2 separate regions of the Homo sapiens genome follow, and region 1 is linked to region 2. The links are chromatin loops, found by intact Hi-C in ENCODE. Cell type or tissue: CD4-positive, alpha-beta T cell. All regions are shown on one strand. Each heading gives the region's core, and the rest is flanking DNA. Links, peaks and the distances in the headings are about the cores only.

Region 1 (5,388 bases), core at 171-5,170, 550 kb after region 2:
GCTTTCCTAGGCAGGGCTTTACTGCCAGAGAGGACTTTACAAGCTTAAATCAAGTGTTAATACCACTATTACTATTCATCAGGCTGAAGGGTTATTTTTCTTGAATTCATCTTTAGGCGTCTCCTCTGCTAATTCAATGTCAGTGAGGTCTTTGGCTTCATAAGGATGTGAAGCAATAGAGTTACATAGGTTGGTAGATGAATAAAAAGAAGTGATACCAGAATGTAGACTTAGAGAAATTAGGATGAAATGGGAAAAAGAAATGAGAAGACTGGTTAAGAGCTCTTTCAGAAATTTATTAATAATGAATGTGCACAAAACTACTATCTGTACAATCATGTCTCAATTTATGTGTTATGTGCCATCTTAAAAACTGGACTGTGAAGTAATATTTGAGTCAAATTCTATTTCAAATGTACCTCAAGGCAATTTAAAAAAATAGTTTGGAAAATGTCTCTGTAAAGCAGAGACTCTTATAATGTGAATAATCATTTCCCTATTGTATGTCTTGTAAGTTGGAGTTTTGTCAGGTTTGCTTAATGAACGACAAACTGCACCTTCTATTTATGTTAAATAAATAAGTAATATTGAAGAGTATGCTGGAAGACTTCATCTTTCTGTGCAGTCTAGTCATTAGGTGCATGAGATCAGTTGCTCTAGTTCTGAATCACTTGCACCAAATAGACCAGTATCCCAGAAAATAGTCAGAATAGGAGGGGCAGTCTCTGCTCCAGGAAACCTTAGGTAAAAAACAAAACAGAAAGTGTTATCTAAGCCAGCACTTTTCAAAATTTAACTCATACATAAAGCACCTGGATTTTGTTAAAATGCAGATTCTAATTCAGGCGGTCTGGGGTGAGGCACAAGGTTCTGCATTTCTAACAAGTTCCTGGGTGCTGATGCCAATGCAGCTGGTCCATTTACCACGCTTTAAGCAGCAAGGATCTAAGCTAAGCTGACGAAATAAATGGCAAGAAGCATGTGTTGTACTCTGCAGTTTATCAGCAACTTGAATATCCAGGCAAAATATATTTGAGGTTTCCAAACCATATCAGTGATGAAACAGGCAGAAAAAAAGGGGGACTCGTTGAGACAATGTTTTCTGTTTCCTCCTGTTTTCTCATGTCGCATTCCCATCCCCATCCTCTCTTCTGTAGGAGGGGGCGCTCTGTTTAGTACAGGGAGTCGGCTACCATAACATTTCCAGCAGAGTCTTCCTATTTCACAACAACAGTGAAAAAGCAGGGTAACTGGGGAACGGTCAAAGGTTTAGCTTTGATCTCCCACAATATCATTCCTCTGAGCCTCCTATGCTCACTCTTTCAAAAAAAAATTAATGCAATGCCTTTTACTCTGGCTTCTTCCTCTCTTGAGATGTCTCTGGAACAATAGAGAGGTGCTGGATATGCTAAGTTTTTCCTTTGAACTAAGGCAAAAGGAGTACCTAAGCCCCAGAATACCTCTAGGCTCTAAGCACTGTATCAACTTTGAAACTAACTATGAGATTATAGTTCTATATTTTTAGAAACACATCTTTAACTGAAAAATTGTGGATAAGCCATTGCACCAACTTTTTAAAAGCCATGGCCCCAAAACAGGCACATAAAGAACTTCACCCTCTCTGGGCCTCAGAATAATTTCTGTACCTTGGTTTTCTCAACAGTCAGAGTAATCCATAAGAAGACACACCTCATATTGCCATTGTAAGGCTCCCATTTCTACATGGTTTAGAGAACTCCTTAAAACCACAAATCAATCATGACACTCAAAAGGATTTAACTTCCAATCAGTAGAAGTAAATTGCAGAAAAAATATTCAAAATCAAAATATTGCCACTTAGAAATTGCAGATCGCTATTCTACAAGCTGAAAAAAAATCAGTATATCAGAATTGTTTTTTCAAAGATATATCAGGCAAAAGTAGGATATAAGAGCAAAAATTCTTGCAAATGGCATGCCATGCCAATTAATTCTACATTTATTTCTTCTTAAAATCTCTTTTTTGTATGATGACTATTTTATGCTTCAAAGGAAAACCAGCGTATACAAAACAATTTCTATTGCTAAATACCCTTTCTGTGTGCACAAAACCACTATAAGAATACACATTCACTTAGGATAGATATCAATATTATATGTACTAATATACTGTAGATGCTCATAAATATTAAAGATATGCAGAGAAGGATACAGGAACATAATTTTTAGGTGACATTTTTTACTAATGTGGTTTTTATTGTAAAACATAACCTGTGTGTGTTTCAATAGATATGCCATATCTGCCCTCTAGTGGAAAGATGGGATTAGCACTTCAAGCTTGCTGTTCTGGTTTCCACAACAGAAATTTGCCTGCAACTAGAGGAACATCGTTACTGAACTACCAGAGGAGTACGGATTCCGTCCTGACTGACCATGTTATGCTAGGAAAAAGACACATCTGGGTATGTCTTTCAGTTAGTTGAGTAGGCTCTGCAGAGGTATGAGATATGAGAGACCAGAGAAATGGAGAGGCCTTGGGTAAGAGCTCAAGCGGAAGCCATTATGCCCATCCACTTGGTCACATGACAATGTTCTAGACGCCAAGGGATCATTTTGGGCACAGCACGTATCCTTCACTCAGACTGTCCTCTGGCCCAAGAAGCTCTGGTCTTCTGCTAGAATTTTAGAAAGCTGAGAGCTGCTCATAAAAACCGATTTATTTTCAGGGTTATCATGGAAGCAGAAGGTAGCACTGCCCTGGAACCAAGAGGGTGTGACACAAAGCTAGGGGAATGATGTCCCCTCACTTCCTCTGTCAGCACAGCATGGCACCATCACATCAAGGGCACTGGACATGAAATAGCCTCAACAGTGTCAGTGTTTTAGCACAGGGCAATAACTACAGGACCCTTTAAGGATGGCACAGCACAACTTCAGGGGCCAAGAGCAAATATTGGTAACCAAGAGCTGCTTAGCAAGCAGCAGCACCAGAACCAAAAACAAGGCACCATTCATTGCAGGGAACCACATCACCAGTGACCTTGGCAGAACAGGTCAGGATATGTTGTCGAAGAGAAGGAAAATGGAAACATCTTGTGGTGGCTGACAGGATTATATTCATAAGCAGCATGAGATACTCTCTGAAGATCGCTAGAAATAACTGGCTTTTAGAAGATCCTAAAATTGCAGGACAGGAAAGAGCCAGACAAGTAGTATTTAGACTACTATTGTGAGCAAGCTAATGTGGCTTGATAAAGAAAGTCCCATCAGTCCTGTGCACCATCTGGAACATTGTCATGACTTACCAATATGCAACGTAAATTTTCTTGCTGATAAGGCAGCAACAATTCTGATGAATGAACACACATCAAGAACAAAGGAAACAGAAGAAGGCTGGAAGAAACTAAATAGTTTGGTTAAGACTGGAAAAACCCAGGCTCCATAGAGAATAAACCCCAGAGAATCTTCAATCGTCTAAACCTCAAACATACAAGGAACCTGTCAGCATCTTCACTGTGTTAATTATTCCCACCATGGGAGTTCATGTTTTCTATGTTTCAATTGGGCTTTTCATTTGGGTATCGGAACTCCTTATCATCATTCATACCAAACTTGTCCCACAGGTTTTCACCTCTGGATTTTTCCATGCCACTTTAAAAATCTTTTTCCTCCGCAATGTCTGGTACAAAGTAAGGGACCAATACATTTTAAATAAACATACTTTATAAGTTAAATATCTTCCCCAACACAGAAGGCAACCCATTCTTAAAACTTACATGGAAATCAGGCCTCACTTCACTCCACCTGCTTTTTACATCTATTCCTTCAGAATTAGTTAGACATTAGGAATATCCCAGGAATAAGACATATCAAAATCATCAGATGCTAAAATTCTCATCCATAATTTCTGCACTAAGTTTCCTAAAATCAGTGTGTATTACTTTTAACATCAAAGTCAAAAAACAAAATTTAAAAAATCTTTTCAGCTTAAGTATCTTCTCATAAAACATTTTTACCTACATTTTTACTCTCTGTTAATGGTAGGGCCACACCTCCCAATCACACAGTATCAAACCTCAGGTGTTTCTGGATTCTTCCTTTCCCTGTTGCTCACCTCCCAGATGCAAACAGTCTCCAGATTACATTTGGGTTTTTTTCCCACCTTCATAAATTATCTTGCAAACATCTTTTTTTTTTTTCCATTTCCTCTGCCGCTACCCCACTGAAGATTCTATGACCTTATGGCTAGATAGCTACAATCTCCTGTTGCACTTCTAGCTTTTCCCTGCTACATCCTGAAAATATTGCAAGGTTAACCTTAACTTAAAAATATATAGGCTGGGGGTGGTTGTTCATGCCTGTAATCCCAGCACTTTAGGAAACTGAAGTGGGAGGATCCCTTGAGCCCAGGAGTTCGAGACCAGCCTGGGCAAAATAGCAAGACCCCATGTATATAAATAAAAAAAAATAGCCTGACTTGCTGGCATGCACCTGTAGTCCCAGCTGCTTGGGAGGTTGAGGTGAGAGGATTGCTGAAGGCAAGGAGGTAGAGGCTGCAGTGAGCCATGATTGCAGCACTGCACCTCATCCTGGGCAAGAGAGACCCTGTCTCAAAAAATAAATAGAAGATAAATAAATAAATATACACGCACACACACACGCATAATTTCTTTGGTTTTGAGCAAATCACTACAGTCAAAACTGTCATTGGTCCCTGTATTAGTCTGTTGTCACACTGCTAATAAAGACATACTTGAGACTGGGTAATTTATAGAGAAGAAGAGGTTTGATGGACTCACAGTTCCATGTGGCTGAGGAGGTCTCACAATCATGGTGAAAGGTGAAGAAGGAGCAAAGGCACGTCTTACTCTTACATGGCAGCAAGCAAGAGAGTATGTGCAGGGGAACTGCCCTTTATAAAACCATCAGATCTCATGAGACTTATTCACTGTCATGAGAACAGGATGAGGGAAACCACCGCCGCGATTCAATTATCTCCACCTGGTCCCTCCCATGACACACGGGAATTATGGGAACTACAATTCAAGATGAGATTTGGGTGGGGACCAAAAGCCTAACCATATCAGTCCCTCATTGCCTTGAATAAAAAATCCAAATGTTCCAGTTTGACAAATTTCTCTCCAGCTCCCACTTGGCATTCAGCTACCCTCCTAACTTCTACAGTCCCTCTTCTACCCGCCTCATCACCACCTTCTATGAATTCTCTGCTCCAAATAAATGGGCCTGCTCTCTGTTATTCATACAGACCATCTTATTTCCCCCAGTGAATTTATGTCACTCACTTTTCCATACTTTAACATTTTCTCCCACCTCCTCTCACTAAAAAAATCTTCCTCTTTCTGGCCGGGTGCGGTGGCTCTCACCTGTAATCCTAGCACTTTCAGAGGCT
Region 2 (5,388 bases), core at 147-5,146:
CACATGCCACCATGCCTGGCTAATTTTTGTATTTTTAGTGGAGACGAGGTTTCACCATGTTGTGCAGGCTGGTCTCAAACTCATGACTTCAGGTAATCCACCTGATTTGGCATCCCAAAGTGATGGGATTGCAGGCATGAGCCACCATGCCTGGCCTATTTACTCCATTTTTTAAATGTCTTCTTTAGCCCTCTAAGGAGAAAACAAGGGAACCACAGGTCCATGTCAGAAGCTATGGACTTGCCAAGGCTTTTCTACAATGTACATGTGTGGAAAAAAATTGCCAGAGCAGAAACATTCTGCATGTCCACTGACATCAACTCAAACTGTACAAAGTTATCCAAAAATGAAAAATATATTTAAGGGACATATACAATAAATTACAGTTATCTTTTGTAACAGCTGAAAGGTAAGTTACCTCAGGATCAAACAGAATCTAGGATTGAAACGCTGCAAAATTATTTCTACTTTCTGGAAAGGTCAACCTCATACTCTCCTGTGGCAAACTGGCTTCGTTAATGTGCTGGAAAATACAATGGCTGCCAGCTCTCAAACATGACTTCCCACCCATTGTCAGAGAGGGATTGATTTGTATTATCTCTAGATGCCTAAGCTCAAACATTCCAAGCATCAGCTATGATAGGTCCTCCGTGTGTCAGGTGCTTATCCTTGCACCATCAACTATGGTCTAATATGGAGGCTATAAGAGCATGGCACCCAGCATTGTGTTCACCATGGTTGGATTAGAGTTAGGAGGTAAGACACTGGAGTATTTTCCCAAAAAATGCTCTGCTGGTTTCAGAAGGTGGAAGAAGTAGTGAGCAGACAATATTATACAAGTCCCTATAGCACAACAAAATAAAATAAAAAAAATCTTGGAATATAAGCAACTGTTGGAGAAAAGAAGGAAAAAGAGAAGATCACCAATTCCTGAGTGAAATGTGCGGCAGATTCTGATGCATTCAGTTCCTAACAACATTTGTCTTTGTGGGCTACAACCACTGGCCTAGAAAAGAAAACAAGTATCTCTGGAGTCAGCAGGATGAAAGCTGGAAGAACTGACTAAATCAGCGCTTCTCAAGATTCTCCAGGCCATGGATAATGTCGAAGACAAACACTTCTGGCATCATCCAGCACACACATTCTTCAACTGTTCCTATTAAAATACTTCTCTTGAGCAAATGAACACACATAATTCTTTGAACAAAACATAAACAAAAATGTAATTCAGTGGTTGGGTGCGGTGGCTCATGTCTGTAATCCCAACATTTTGAGAGGCTGAAGCGGGAGGATTGCTTGAGGTCAGGAGATCGAGACCAGCCTGGACAACATGATGAAACCCTAGGTCTACTAAAAACACAAAAATTAGCTTGGCATGGTGGTTCAGGCCTGTAATCCCACCTACTTGGGAGGCTGAGGCACGAGAATCACTTGAACCAGGAAGGTGGAGTTTGCAGTGAGCCAAGATTGAGCCACTGCATTCTAGCCTGGACCACAGAGCAAGGCTCTGGCTCAGAAAACAAAAAAGAAAAAAGAGAAAAGAAATGTAATTCAGACACAAAGTAATTTTTAGACATAAAAATTGATACTAGCCTATATAGATATTAATACTTAAGCCTACAGTGGGAGGTCACCATCCATGATCGTGGGTTTACCCAGGCATTCTATAGTCACGACCAGTCATTTTCAGAACAAATTATTAAGTTTCTCTGTAATGTGTCCTTACTCCACACACACAAACACACACACACACACACACACACACAGACACTCTCTCTCTCTCTCTCACATTACCCACTCCCAGGCAAACTAGATGTTTTGAATTGCTAATGGTGCAATTTAAGGCACTGTAGGTGGTATATTATAAGTTCCTTTCAAATATTGCAGGATGGATCTGTTAATGAGGGATTCTTCACAGGTTAAAAGAAGGAATCATTTCTAAAAAGCCCAGAGGAATTCCAGACTTCAAAGCTGCATTTTTCACTCTGTTTATAGTCATTAGGTCCCATGAACAGAAATTTAAAATCATAAGATACCAGGAGATAATGGGGATTTCTAATGACTAAAGGTAAAATGTCTAGACTCTCTTTGTGATGTTATACTGCAATAACTTGAAAATGAGGTAAAACAAAAACAATCATAAAAAATTAAGGTGAAACAAAAGATCACTTAACTTATGAATTTTTAAAGTGTGGGTCCAGGTTAGCTAAGTTTCCCTTTTAACTATGACTTAGGCTTTTGGGGAGCCCCTGCTGAGAAATAGATGTCTTACTAGATATCTCAGAGTTACAACTAAGGTAGAAAGCATTTTGACATAATTATGCATGTTTGTATTTATAAAGAGGTATTTTTTATTATGCTTATTATTTGGTTTTCTCCTAGAGTAGGTCAGAACACTTTCTCAAGCTGTTTTCTTGATGCAAAGATATCCATTGCACATCCAGAGACACACACACACACCATCAGAAAGCAATATCTATGTGGCATCCGGTAATATGGTGTTTTAGTCTGTTTTCTGTTGCTGTAACATAACACCACAAACAGCAATTTATTTTTTTGAAAAATTAAGTGTATTTAGTTCATGGTTGCAGAGGCTGAGAAGTCCCAGCGCATGGTGCTGGCATTTAAAGAAGGCCCTCTTGTTGCATCATAACATGGCAGAGGGGATCATAAGGTGAAAGGGCAAGAGTATGCCATCTCAGCTCCCTCCTCCTCTTCTTATAAAGCCATCAGTCCCACCATGGGAGCCCCACCTTGATGACCTTATCTAATCCTAATTACCTCCCAAAGGCCCTACCTCCAAATACTATCAATGTATGAATTTGGGGATTAAGTTTTCAACACATGAGATCTGGGGTATACATTCAAACTATAGCATATGGTAGTATCTGTCAGCTTCAGTCTTTTAGATTTCCTTTAGGATCACTGCAATCATAAGCATATGCCACAGACATCAGAATTCTCTTTGGGCGTTCTTATTATGTCTCTTGGAATAATTATATATGGCTGCCTCCCTTTTCTCAAAATCACAAGACTTCGTCTCATTAAGTCTGTGGTGAAATTGTTTCCCTGTCAACTGGTAAATGGTTGTAATTACAGCAGAAAACCACCAGATGGCAAAATGGCAAACTCACATGAATCCAGATAATAAAAGGGTCTTCCTTTCTTTGAGGGCTTCCTTCAAAAACCTTGGCCTGCGATGGCCTGGATTGCAGGAGTCCTATGATGTTGGCTAGTCGGTGTAATTGTCGGGCTTTTCCCTTAATCCATTTATGCCTGAGGTTGCAATTTTTTGAATTTTTGCAATTAGACCTTGGCGATGACCTTGAGCAGTAGGATATAAATAACTCCCTTGTGTTTAGCATTCCAGTAATGGAACACTAGCCATAATAAACCGTTCCAAAAATGCGTTCTAATGGCTCTCAAGCAAGGTCCACTTGCAGTGAAATAAACCAGAGGTTTGAATCATGGCTTGATACGAAATTATTGGAAAGAATATGGCGATGACATCCACAATGCCGGTAAATACGTTAGTATTTGGAGGACTCCAAAGGGTGGATCTGAGAGTGGAGAATGAATATACAAATCTCTAGCCTCTGGAATAGCATTATGTAAAGGCTCTGGAAAACATGGTTCCTCAAAAATCCCATTTCCGTGTTAAATCATCCTCTCATCTGGGCATTTGACTTCATAACTAATTTAAGTCCCTCTATTTGCAGTTGAAGCCCCTCTCCTTTCCTCCAGTTAACAGGAGGCTTTGAAAATGAAATATCTTTTAAAATTATTCACAAATATTCTGGTGGGACACCAAGCACACCACTTCCATATCAGATGCATTAACTTACTCATATTTTATGCATATAACTTTATATATCCATTATGAGGCAGAAAAATGATTCTGGAGATCTATGTGAATTACCTATAACTTGAATCACAACCTAAATAATATCACTATTATTCAAGGTTTTTTATTGAATATGTTTTATTTCTGCTTTAAAAGCATATTATATTTGATTTAAATGGAGTAATAAAAAGAGGAGTATTCTGATATAACCCTATAAATCATCAATTTAAAAGTAGATCTTAAGATTTCCTTATTTCCTTAATTTAGCAAGTGATTTCCAAGCTGGTGTATGGAGATAAGTAGTAATATACAAAAATGCTAACATGGGCTAGTGAACCTCTTTCATTATTTGAAAAAGCAGAATAGAAACTGAGCAGTTACCAACAAGAAGCCTCTGTCAGATAAACTAAATTTTTTCTGCTCTGGCATAGAATTATATCAGCTCAATTGAATGTGAAACGATAATGACAATATTAATAATTAATGCTTATAATAACTAATGACAAAGATGATGCTGAGTCATTTAATATTTGCAGTGTTGCCATGAGTCAGGATGTCCTCATATTATACATAATGTAACTGAGGCTAACATGTCTTTTATTCAGCAATTTGCATATGGTTTTAATGTTTCTAACAATTGAGCTTTACTATTATGAGTATTTTTGGAATAACTATCAGAAGCTCTGATAGTCATTGTGTATAAATTTACATAGATTTTGCAGTTTATCATTGCAAACATAACATTTCAGGGTAGTCATAAATATTGGTACATAAAATACATGAGTAAAATTTGAAAATGAATAGCTAATCTGGAAAAGTTTGGAAACCTCTGTTGTAGGCAGTGAAGACACAGCCTTCAACGAAAGAGTGTTGATTGGTGAAACCTTTTCCAAATCTTCATGCTGATTATTGAGCAGGTTAAAATACATATAGCTCTCCATATTACCTTTCATGCATAACAAGAATGGAAAAACCATAGACCCTCATAATAAGGGGCTCAGAATAGTAAGGATCCAACTCATGTTAGATATCATGGGGGGAGGCAGGGAATGGCTTCTCTTTTCTCATTCTCTTCAGCTTTTTCTTTTTCGTTCTGATTTTGAAGATGTTTTCTTCAACTCATCTTCCACATATTCTTTTTAAAGGTTTTCTGCTAGGATCTTTCAAACTCTGAAATATCTTCTCAGTTTCTGAATGTTCATTTTTACAGTATTTTGATTTTATACGTGCTGTATGCTCTTTTGCCTTCTAAGATATAAATATACATTTTGTTGAAATTTTCTTCTGTTTGCTGCACTTCCTTGATTATTAATTATTTGAGGCCCTTTTATATTTATTGGTCACTTTAAGATCTCTTTTTTGAAGTATTTTTTCAAGTCTAATGTCCATACTTCTACTAAGTTAAAAGGACTTAGGAATTATATCTCCCTTTTGCCGTTCCCTAGAATAGTATGCATGAATTTGATGCTAATGATGAAGCCACTTTATGCTTAGTTTTTAAATTGCAGATTCAATTTATTTAATAACTATAAGACCATATAAAC

The links. A loop is a pair of places that touch in the nucleus more often than their neighbours do. Peaks named below come from ENCODE experiments on the same cell type or tissue, not always from the same donor. Only the 100,000 strongest peaks of a DNase experiment are listed, where the experiment ranks them.
Region 1: a loop joins it to region 2, with 24 times the contacts of the local background. A loop is called at or near these places in 62 of 110 quality-filtered maps.

What each region holds. Positions count from the first base shown.
Region 1 is chr18:54,117,364-54,122,751 of GRCh38, forward strand. No RefSeq gene overlaps it. Among named protein-coding and RNA genes, the nearest start is that of SNORA37, 100 kb to the right of the region's middle. In CD4-positive, alpha-beta T cell, for the core only: CTCF peaks have their summits at 2,286 (motif pointing left) and 2,485; a DNase peak (open chromatin) is centred at 2,308.
Region 2 is chr18:53,565,030-53,570,417 of GRCh38, forward strand. The region is part of intron 2 of LOC124904304; the gene reads right to left. LINC01919 (long intergenic non-protein coding RNA 1919) reads left to right here and starts at 3,418. Exons shown (of 6, transcript NR_110798.1): 1 at 3,418-3,521. RefSeq lists an enhancer at 1,606-2,462. In CD4-positive, alpha-beta T cell, for the core only: a CTCF peak has its summit at 3,137 (motif pointing right); no DNase peak of the experiment used is centred there.